Linked DNA regions of Mus musculus: region 2 is linked to region 1. The links are chromatin contacts, found by POLR2A ChIA-PET in ENCODE. All regions are on one chromosome and are shown on one strand. Each heading gives the region's core, a stretch centred on a gene start or an enhancer-like site at or near the end of the contact. The rest is flanking DNA. Distances are from core to core; before and after follow the strand shown.

Region 1 (4,752 bases), core at 1,175-3,674:
CCTCCCAGTTTTCTTCTAGATTCTTCCATTGGCTACTTTCCATGAGAAGAGATTTTCATTGTAAGAGAAAAGTTTTTATGTCATAAAATTGGGCTTAAAGGACTGGAGAGGTAGTTCAGCAGTTAAGAGCACTTGCTGCTTTTCCAGAGGACCAGGGTTCGATTCCAAGCATCTATATCAGTTGATTTAAGCTGTCTTTAACTCTAGTTCTCAGGGGTCCAATGATATATTCTGGCCCTTACAAGCATTGCCTGTGAGTTGTACAAACATATAGGCAGACACACCCTCATACATATACATAAAATGATAAAGTCCTTTAAAAATAAGCCTAAGATATATTGTTTTATAGGTTTTGGCAATTTTATTCAGTGGGTTGTACTGTCTAGAATTTGTATTTTGAGACAAGATTCCTGTGTAGCCCTAGCTGTCCAGTCTGTAGATCAGGGTGGCCTCTAACTCAGAGGCCACCTGCCTTTCCCAGTTTCTGGGATTAAAGGCATCGGCCACTACACCCAGTTTTGTCTAGAATTTTTTGTTTGTTTGTTTTTTGAGACAGGGTTTCTGTGTATAGCCCTGGCTGTCCTGGAACTCAATTTGTAGACCAGGCTGGCCTCAGAAATCCATCTGCCTCTGCCTCCGAAGTACTGGGATTAAGGGTGTGCACCACCACGCCCGGCTAGAATTTTTTTGAATAGAATTTTATGTGTATTGGTGTTTTGCCTGCATGTATGTCTGTGTGAGGGTGTCAGATTCCTTGGAGCTACAGACAGTTGTAAACTGCCCTGTGGGTGCTGGGAAATGAACCCTGGTTCTCTGGAATAGTAACTAGTGCTCTTAATCGCTGAGCCATCTCTCCAGCCCTCTGTCTAGAATTTTTAAAAGCAAATACACAGTTACCAAATTAAAAAAATTTAAACTAGGAGTGGTGGTATAATGCCTGTAATCTCAGCACTTGGGAAGAGGATCAAGAGTTGAGGCTGCCTGAGATAGAGGAGATTATGTTTATAAGCACACAAAAACAATAGTAATACAAAGAAAAATTTAAAAATCTGCCCTCCTTGCTGGGCAGTGGTGGCATAATCCCAGCACTTGGGAGGCAGAGGCAGGTGGATTTCTGAGGCCAGCCAGGGCTATACAGAGAAACCCTGTCTCAAAAAACAAATCTGCCCTCCTGAACAGGTGCACCCTAATGAGAATTCCTGTGTCTTTTCCCAAATCACTTCCCACTGTATGCTGATACAATATTCAGTTGAAATTGATAATATTGTTACACCTTGTTAGTAAATTGGTTTGTTTTTTAAATATTTGGGATTATGGGATGCATCCACAAAGTACAGAGTGTCACCCATCTGTAGCCACAGAGGTTTAACAAATGTTGCCATTTTCTACTGACATCCTGTTCTGGGTTGGTGGACTCTGTAGTAGTCCAGTTACTACAGACCGGCCTAGTAGACATGAGTGCTTTAGGTAATGGTGATGTTCTGCTTATATAATCGATGCAGACACACCATACCCCACTTTGTATGTTTGCCTGGCCGGGGGGGGGGGGGGCATCCTAAGGGGACACCGACGTCTGCCCCCTCTCTCGCCTCAGCTGTGTTACTATCTGGGTGTGTGATATTTTTGTTGCTTGTATTTTGAAGACAAGGTCTCTGTAGCTATGTAGACCAGGCTGTTCTCGAACTATTGATCCGCCGGTCCTGGAGGAGTGACTCTTCTTTCCGGTACAGTGGCTTGCTTGTCCTGATCCCTAGGCTCTCAGTCGTTGAGAAGCTTAGAGAACTAAACTGCAGAAACCTCCCTGGGCCTGGTTCAGGAGATCCCAACTCTTCCCACTTCAGCTGAACTAGAGCCTCTCCACCCCTTTTCCCGGGCCGCGCTAGGGGCGGGGTGCCGAGATGTTTCTGTGACGTCAGCACGCGCAAGACCAATCCCCCTACCCAGGAGACGTTAAATCATTTGCATGGCTCCTCAGTCATTGGTCTCTTCAGCCCTGGGTTGTCCCAGCTGTTTAAAGGCGCCGTCTAACGGAACAGAAAGCGAGCGAGTAGAGAGGCGAGGTGAGCTATGAGGTCATCGCAGGCCTGCCGGGCTTGTGGTGACGTCATCTCCGGGAAGTGTGCTTGCCGAGCTAAGAGCGGTCCTCTCACCTCGGCTGCGTGAGAGGCTGCGTGCCCCACAGAGGCCGCGGCCCTAAGAAGGTAACCTTGACCTGTTAGTGCGTGCCACGGTCCCCGTACCTGGGCTCGCACCGCTCATCACCTGCGACTCGGCCTTGTGGGCTTTGAAGTATGAGGTGGGGGCGAAGAGGCTTTTTTAGCCAGCCTTTCAAGATGGCGACCCGCTAGTCACGTGCCGCCCGCAGGACGCGATTGGCCGACGCGCGGCGCGGGGCGGGGCCTGCGGGGCGGGGCCTGCGGGGCGGGGCGGGTGTCCGCTCTTGCCGCTACTGTTTGCTTGCGCGTCCTGGCGCGCCCCCGCGAGCCGCCTCCCGCGCTGCGCGCCCCCGCCGATCCGAATGTTGTGAATCAAAACGTGGGGCTGGTTCCATCCGGCCGCCGCGGACAGTTCTTAAAGGGCCAGCCCGCCGGAGAGCACAGCTGCGTCCTGCGCCGCCCTTCTCTCGGGCCCGGGCTGGGGAGGCGGAAGACAGAGCAGGCTCGCGAAGGAGCGGGCGCTTCACCGTCCGCACCCCGCATCGCGAACAAAGGAGCCCGCGTGTGGTCGGACGGCTGCCGGTGAGTCGGGCCGGGCCTCTTAACTTCGGACCCGCACCCCGGAACTACGGCTCCCTCGGGGACGCGTTGTTTGCCGGCCTCGTAGGCGTCGATCCCGGGCTGAGGGAGTGGTGGGAGACGGCGGCGGGGCCCCCGGGCCAGGTGCTGCCTGCGGCTACCTAGTCCGGGCCGCTCTTCTGCCTTGCAGAGCGCTGCGGTGGAGGGGAAGGAGCCAACCCCTCCCCCTGCAGCCGCCACTTCCTTTGTTGTTGCTTTTGTCTCACGCCGAGCACATGGTCCGGGATCCTCGGCTCTTAAAGTCACAGCGCTCTAGCCCCAGCGGTGCTGCCTGCCTTTTCCCCTCAGTGTTCCTCCGAGTGCGGCATTACGGAGTAAGGGGAACAACGGAGGCCCCTCCTGAGACAGGTGTACGAGCTTCGGTCCCATCCCCAAGGAGGGGTAGCTTTGGAAAACTGCTGGAGCCCCACGGCCTGCTTTGGGGAGGAGCCTTATCCTCTGGGACTTTGTTTTCCTTCCCCATAATGTGAACACCTAGTTTCTTGTCTGTGGCTTTTTTAGGGGCGCCCTGGGGAGATTTCAGTCTCTATTGTTAATAAGGCTTAGCCGAAACTAAAGGGGTTCTTTAACCAAGGTCACCCAGGGAGTCTAAGCTGGCCAAGGTGTGGTGGTTCCGCCCTAAATCGCCTCCTCGGCCTTTGTGGGAGTTGGGAAGCTCCTACTTAGAGGGAGGTACGGCGAGCATGTAGGGTAGGGGAACTTGTATTCCCACCTAAGCCTGCTCGTCTGCTAGAGGGAGTGAATCTTTCTGCAAACCGACCCTATTCGACTCTACTCAAGGGTTAGAATGTGTGCTTGGGACTCTGTACTTGGCTGGCGGGGTTGTGGACCCATGGGGACAAGAGATAGACTTAGGGGAGTTTACACAAACTTTATGGATAGAGAGCAGTACAGTGAAGAGAGGTGTGGGAAAGCAGTGGTGCTGGTTGACCTTGAGTGTGTTGATTGGTCCAGCTCAGTCACTCTTGCGTCTCTGGGACACTACTCACGCATAAAGATACTACATCTCACACGTGGCTCCTGAAGTACTCTGTAGTTTTCCCTCCGACCACTGTCATTGAGACTACTGGGGCTTTGGGTCTAGGGAACCAGCCAGGAGGACCAATTGTGTTCCCCGTGGTCTAGAACAAGTCCTTGGGGTTTCAGTAACTGAAATGGGTGTGTCCCCTCTTTACCACTTTAGTTTCTGGCAGGAGTTAAAGAACCACCTTTCTGTTCCTCAGGTACACTGCTGGACACCATGCTCGTGCCTCCTTTAGCGCTTAGGGACTTGTGTCTACCTAGGGTAGGGGTGCAGGAGGAGGCCAACCATTCACACCACAGCTGGCCTTCACTTAAGGCTGCCTCTTCTCTTCCCTTTAAAGTAGCCTTTGATGGGTCCCTGAGAGATCGTTCTTAGGTTCCCATTTTTACAGAGGAGGAATCTGAAGTTCAAGGAGAGGAAGTGATGGGCCTAAGACCCTGGCAAGAAGTTGGGGGTGATGCTGTTACCTTTGGCTCCATTGCTTCCCACTAGATGTCCTTCTGTCTGCTGGGTTGGGATAGGCCAGGCATCTTGTTTCAGGTATTTGAGTTTTCCCTGACCTGGAATCTCAAAAGTGGGGGCCTATGTGTCAGGGTATCTTGGAGAGAAGGCCCATTTTCTGACTGAGGAGGGAGAGCAAATGCAGTTGGGTTGTGTGTGTGTGTGTGTGTGTGTCCATCCATCCATCCATTCCTGTATGCTTTAGCCTCATTTCAGAGACTAAGATTTGGGGGGAGTGATTATAACCTCCCATTGTTTACTCTGACAACACCCTGTCATTGAGGCTTCTTCAGTTGAATCCCACTCCTGCTGAGTGCCTGAGCCGGTCAGTAACAGCAGTGAATCCAGCTGGTATACCCCAGGTCTGTGGCTGAGGCCAGGCACTGTTGGGGAATGTGGAGGAAGCATTCTTCCCTGCAGACTTGGAGAATT
Region 2 (4,752 bases), core at 749-3,248, 100 kb before region 1:
GAACCCAGCACCAGGGAAGGAAAGGGTGGGTGGGGGTGGGGTACTAGTAGTCTCTCTCTCTACTCTCTACTCTCTCTGATGGTGTGCCTTCCTCAAATGAGCTGCTAGGGGTCAGAGATAAGAGGGTGGCTTGCCTTGACCATCAGGGCTCTCCAAGCAAGGAACTGAGGCTAGACAATGAGAAAGATTAAGGTGCCATCGGGAGAACAGGCTGCCCAGACGACACCTAGGTGGTGTCCAGATGGCATACGTAGAGCTGGACAGAGAGGCACAGACCTATAATCCCACATTTGGGAGATGGGACATCAGGAACCCAAGGTCCCAGATTCCTTCCCATCTCCAGATGCTCTGTCACCTTTTCATACACCTACAGCCAACGAGAACTGATCCAACTCTGCTTTAAAACCCTGCCTGCCCCCATGCCACCCAAGCATAGGACCTTAATGTTCTGTCCATCTTTACTCCCCTGCCCAGGCGCCCCACCCTTGCCCAGGAACAAAGCTGGGACTTTCATCCCCCTACCCCCAGAGTTACTTAGCCTCTCTTCCTTCCCTCCACCCACTGATAATCATGTTTCTCGAGACAAATAATTTAAGCTCTTACCGTCTATTCATTCAGTCCCCTATCTGTAAACTACAGATAATAATAAGGCAGTCGGGAGAATGTGCCTCATCAGAATTCATGTGTTACTAAGCTGGGTGTGATGGCTCACACCTGTAATCCCAGCACCCAAGAAACTCAGACAGGAAAACTGCAGCAAATTGCAAGCCAGAATGGGCTAGAGTGAGACCCTGTCTCAACAACAAAAAACTCTCGTTTAATCTAACAACCCAGAAGGATAAACTCCAATACTGGCTCCTCCAAGGCTGGAAAGCTAAAGCCCAGAGAGCAAAGAGGCTCGCCCAAAAGCCTCTGGACAAGGCCTGCTACACTCAGGCCCTTTGACTTCCAGGCCAGCGCTCCCTGTAGCTGCCCACACCCTACAGAACAGAAGACTGCTGACATCCAAGGACACCCACCACAGGGCAAACCCGACGGCTCGTGGGTGGAGAACAGAGCCGCTGAATCCTGCTGAATGCAAGTGGGAAAGGCCTGGCATAAAGGACAGCAAGCACAGCCCGGCTTTGGCGATAGGATGGGGGAGGGAGAAGAGAAAGATGACTTGGCAGGACCAGGACACAGATGCCACACAGAAGGAAGCCTCTGTTTGTTTGGTCAGCTATGGAATGCTGAATTCTGTTCCCAAGGGACAGTTCCCTGTTCTCAACTGGAGCTCCTCTCCCTGCAGAGGCAGAGGCCTTGGCTTTCCTCTCTCCTAACCTCCTGGCTCACAAGCTTCTGAGCGTCTGTAGGGTAGACTCGGGGCTAGGACCCAGCCTCGCGAACCTCACCGCACCATGCTGGGAGCTGGAGTGGCCGGGAGGCGGGGCGGGGCTGGTCCGCAACTACCGCGCCCCTGCAGTCTTCCGGCAAACGCCGCCCCCTTTTTCGCCCAAACTTGGGGCTGCAAAGAGAGACTCCCAGCACCTCCTGCTGGGACTGGGTCCCGCCCCCCAGCTATCCCAGTAGCTCCCCAGAATAGTTGGGGACGGGGCATCGGGGTGGAGGGGGTGGGGGACAGTCCCTGGTCGCAAGCTCCTGAGACGGGATCTCCCTCACCAGCAACTGAGACTCCCTAACCCCTATCCTCAGCGCAGAGCGAGAAGCGGACTCGCGCTCACCCAGAAGACAATGTTGAAGCCAAACAGGAAGTATTTCCCGCAGCAGCCGACCTCAGGGTCCTGGAATTGCTGGTGCTTGCCGGGCATGGTGAGCGGCCACCTGCCGTCCCGGGAACCCGAGCCGGTGACCGGCCCAGCCCTCTGCGGGCCGCCCAGGCCTGGAGCAGCCCCGGGCCTAGCCCGGTGGCTGCGGCTTCATGGTCAAAGCCACACAGCTCACCGGCTGCCCCGCCCGCTGTGGCACCGCCCACGGCGCTCGGACAGCCACACCCGGAGTGCGGTGCCCTCATCCGACCCCGCCCTCCAACAGCGCTCCGGCCCCGCCCACAGTGTCAGTCCACACCCCGCCCCAGCAAGGCTCGGTCTTCTTGGAGCCCCGCCCACGACCCCGTCCCAGTCAAGTTCAGTCCTCACGGGCCCCGCCCATAACCACGACTCCGCCCCCAGCCGGGCTTAATCCTCTCAGGCTCCGCCCATGCCTAGCCGCTGTCCTCCCGCAGTCCCGCCTACGCCCCGCCCAAGGCTCTGCCCTAGCTAACTTCTGTTCTCGAGCTCCGCCTCTAAACCGGGTCCCGCCTCTGATGAGCCCCAAACCCCGCCTCCAACCGGCCTCAGTCCTCCTGGAGCTCCGCCCTACTCAGCCTCAGTTCTGAGCCACAGTCGGCCTTCTTGGAGCCACGCCCAAGACATCCGTCTTTTTTTTTTTTTTATGGTCCACAGGTCTCACTTCTCCCCAAGACCCTGCCTCTGGGCCAGGCTTTGGCTACACCCCAGTCACACTCAACCCCTTGCAACCCCCACCTCTGAAGAGTCCCCGTCTCCTCTCTAAGTCCGTCCTCCAGTTAGCTTCTCTCAAGTTCCCCAAGTCCTCCAGAGGCCCCAGATGAGCCAACTGGCAAAGCTGGTGAGCCAAGTGTGAATAATTACAGTGGATCTCCAGTCTAAGATTCAAGAACCAGAGGAGTCCACTCCCCAGGGATAAGTGGTTGGGAATAGTGGGACCAATGAACAGTGCCATGCATTCACACACAGTGTAGTTGAATACAAACAGGCTGGCGTGCCATGCCACGCCTGTTCTGTTTTGCCTATTCCTATGGTCGCCCTGTCCCATACCTACTTGACTGCCTTGATACCTGGGATTCACCAGAGTCCTTCTGATGCAAAACAGGACAGAGCAGATGCAGGTTTAGGTACGTCTGATCTTAAATATTTAGATTCCAAGTTTGTTCCAGAAGTGTTTATTTAGATACAGAAAGGGCCTTAAGCATCATCAGCATCAAGTGAATCCCTCCTAACAAGACCACGGTGAAGCCTAACTACCACTGTAATCTCTTCACTCATGAAGGTTTATCCATCCATCATTTCAGCAGGAGGAGACACACAGAATCCATAGGACTGTCTTCAGATGGGAAGGCTGTGCAGGGCATTCCCAGTTCCCAGTCCTACCTGTCTTTACACAAATTCCTCTCTAACCTAGTCCATACTTGAAGGGGGGGGGGAGGAGAGAGGGAGGGAGGGAGAGAGGGAGGGAGGGAGAGAGGGAGGGAGGGAGAGAGGGAGGGAGGGAGGGAGGGAGGCAGGGAGACAGGGAGGGAGGGAGGGAGAGAGGGAGGGAGAGAGGGAGGGAGAGAAGGAAGGAAAGAGGGAGGGAGGGAAAGAGGGAGGGAGGGAAAGAGGGAGGGAGGGAGAACCCAATCACAACTGGTCCAGGGAAGGAACAGGTGTTAGGATGGGTACCCAAGCTACAGATCTGATGAGGGTAACCCCATAATCAGCCTTTAAGCTCACAGAGAACTGAACTCCTAACCCTTAATATCAGTGGCCTGGAACCATCCTCCCAAGACAGAAGAGCCTGCCTCAGGAGTCTCCTGTCCTTGTTTGGCAGGGTTGTGCCAGGACTTTGCTTTACCCTGCCCTTGGCAAATGGCCACGTACAGGGCTAGCGATTGAGAGTAGTTTATAAGCATTGGCCAGCTGCCATGAGGCCTGAGCCCAAAACATGCTGAAGAAGTTATTATGGATGCAGGCACAGTGATGAGCTGTGGCAGTCCCAGGTCTGTAGGCTGAAGCAGGAGAGTGGCTTAAGCCCACAAATACGAGGCCAACCTGGGCAACAGGTAAAACCTTATCTAAGGAGTGGTGCTTATACATGTTCCAAGAGAGGTAAAGAACCAGGCTGTCTGCCTCCCCCAAGCCCTGCCCCAGAATCCACAGTGCAGTATAGTCTTCCTTGTCCATCAAGCAGCAAGATGAGGGTGCCCACTGAGTAGTGGCTGAAACCGGTCTCACACCACAAACTTGTTTGCTAAGTTGTTGCTCTTGGCAGCAGTGTCTGCATGGGCCTGGTACCCAATGATGGTCTTCGTAGAGATGCCCAGGCGCTCTTTGTATATTTGCCTAATGTTGGAGACAGGGTAAAATGGCAGACATAACCCAGGCCCAGTTCTTCTGTTCAGATATATCTCCCTGGTTCCAGCTCCAGCCTCACCCATTTTACATGTCTTACTCATAGACCAGTACCTGTCATAGAATCCCTCAGTGAAACTGACAACTTTAATTAAAAACAGTTTGGGTCTAAATTCCTACTTCTTTTATACAAGTGGGTGAGGAAGAAGGGAGAGCAGGTCTGAAGGGTGCCAGAGGTTTCCCTTGCAGCCCCCCAGTATCACCAGGGTCCGGGGGAGGATTCTCACCCGATCTGCATCACTCCGGCTTTGTCCTCTGCTTCACTCGTCCACAGGGCAATCTTGTCCCTCTTCGTGCGGATGTTCACGACAGCACCGCACACTTCCCTGCTGTATTCCTCAAAACAATTCCCAACCAGACACAGCAACTGAGCCCCGAGAGGAACAAACAGTAAGTGCCCCGGCTTGGATATAGGGTCCACCCCACCAGCTTTGAGACCTCCTGAGACCCATGCCTATATCTCTTCCCCTGCCCTCCACTCACCGTCTCCAGCCACAGACGGTCCAGTTCGAAGTGGCGCAGTTGTTTGTCAATGCTGAGCAGCCAGCGGCCACCCTGCTTGTTT

The links. ChIA-PET counts read pairs that join two places held with the same protein, here RNA polymerase II (POLR2A).
Region 2: POLR2A ChIA-PET joins it to region 1 with 13 read pairs in embryonic stem cell. The contact joins the promoter of Tspan17 here to the promoter of Rnf44 in region 1. POLR2A ChIA-PET finds 5 or more read pairs at or near these places in 3 of 5 experiments (Patski and embryonic stem cell).

Annotation. Positions count from the first base shown.
Region 1 is chr13:54,685,480-54,690,231 of GRCm38, reverse strand. Rnf44 (ring finger protein 44) reads left to right here and starts at 2,424. Exons shown (of 11, transcript NM_001146026.1): 1 at 2,424-2,738.
Region 2 is chr13:54,786,651-54,791,402 of GRCm38, reverse strand. Tspan17 (tetraspanin 17) reads right to left here and starts at 1,998. Exons shown (of 8, transcript NM_028841.3): 1 at 1,722-1,998. The coding sequence starts at 1,808. Eif4e1b (eukaryotic translation initiation factor 4E family member 1B) reads right to left here. Exons shown (of 7, transcript NM_001033269.3): 5 at 4,671-4,752; 6 at 4,415-4,554; 7 at 2,944-4,118. The coding sequence ends at 4,007.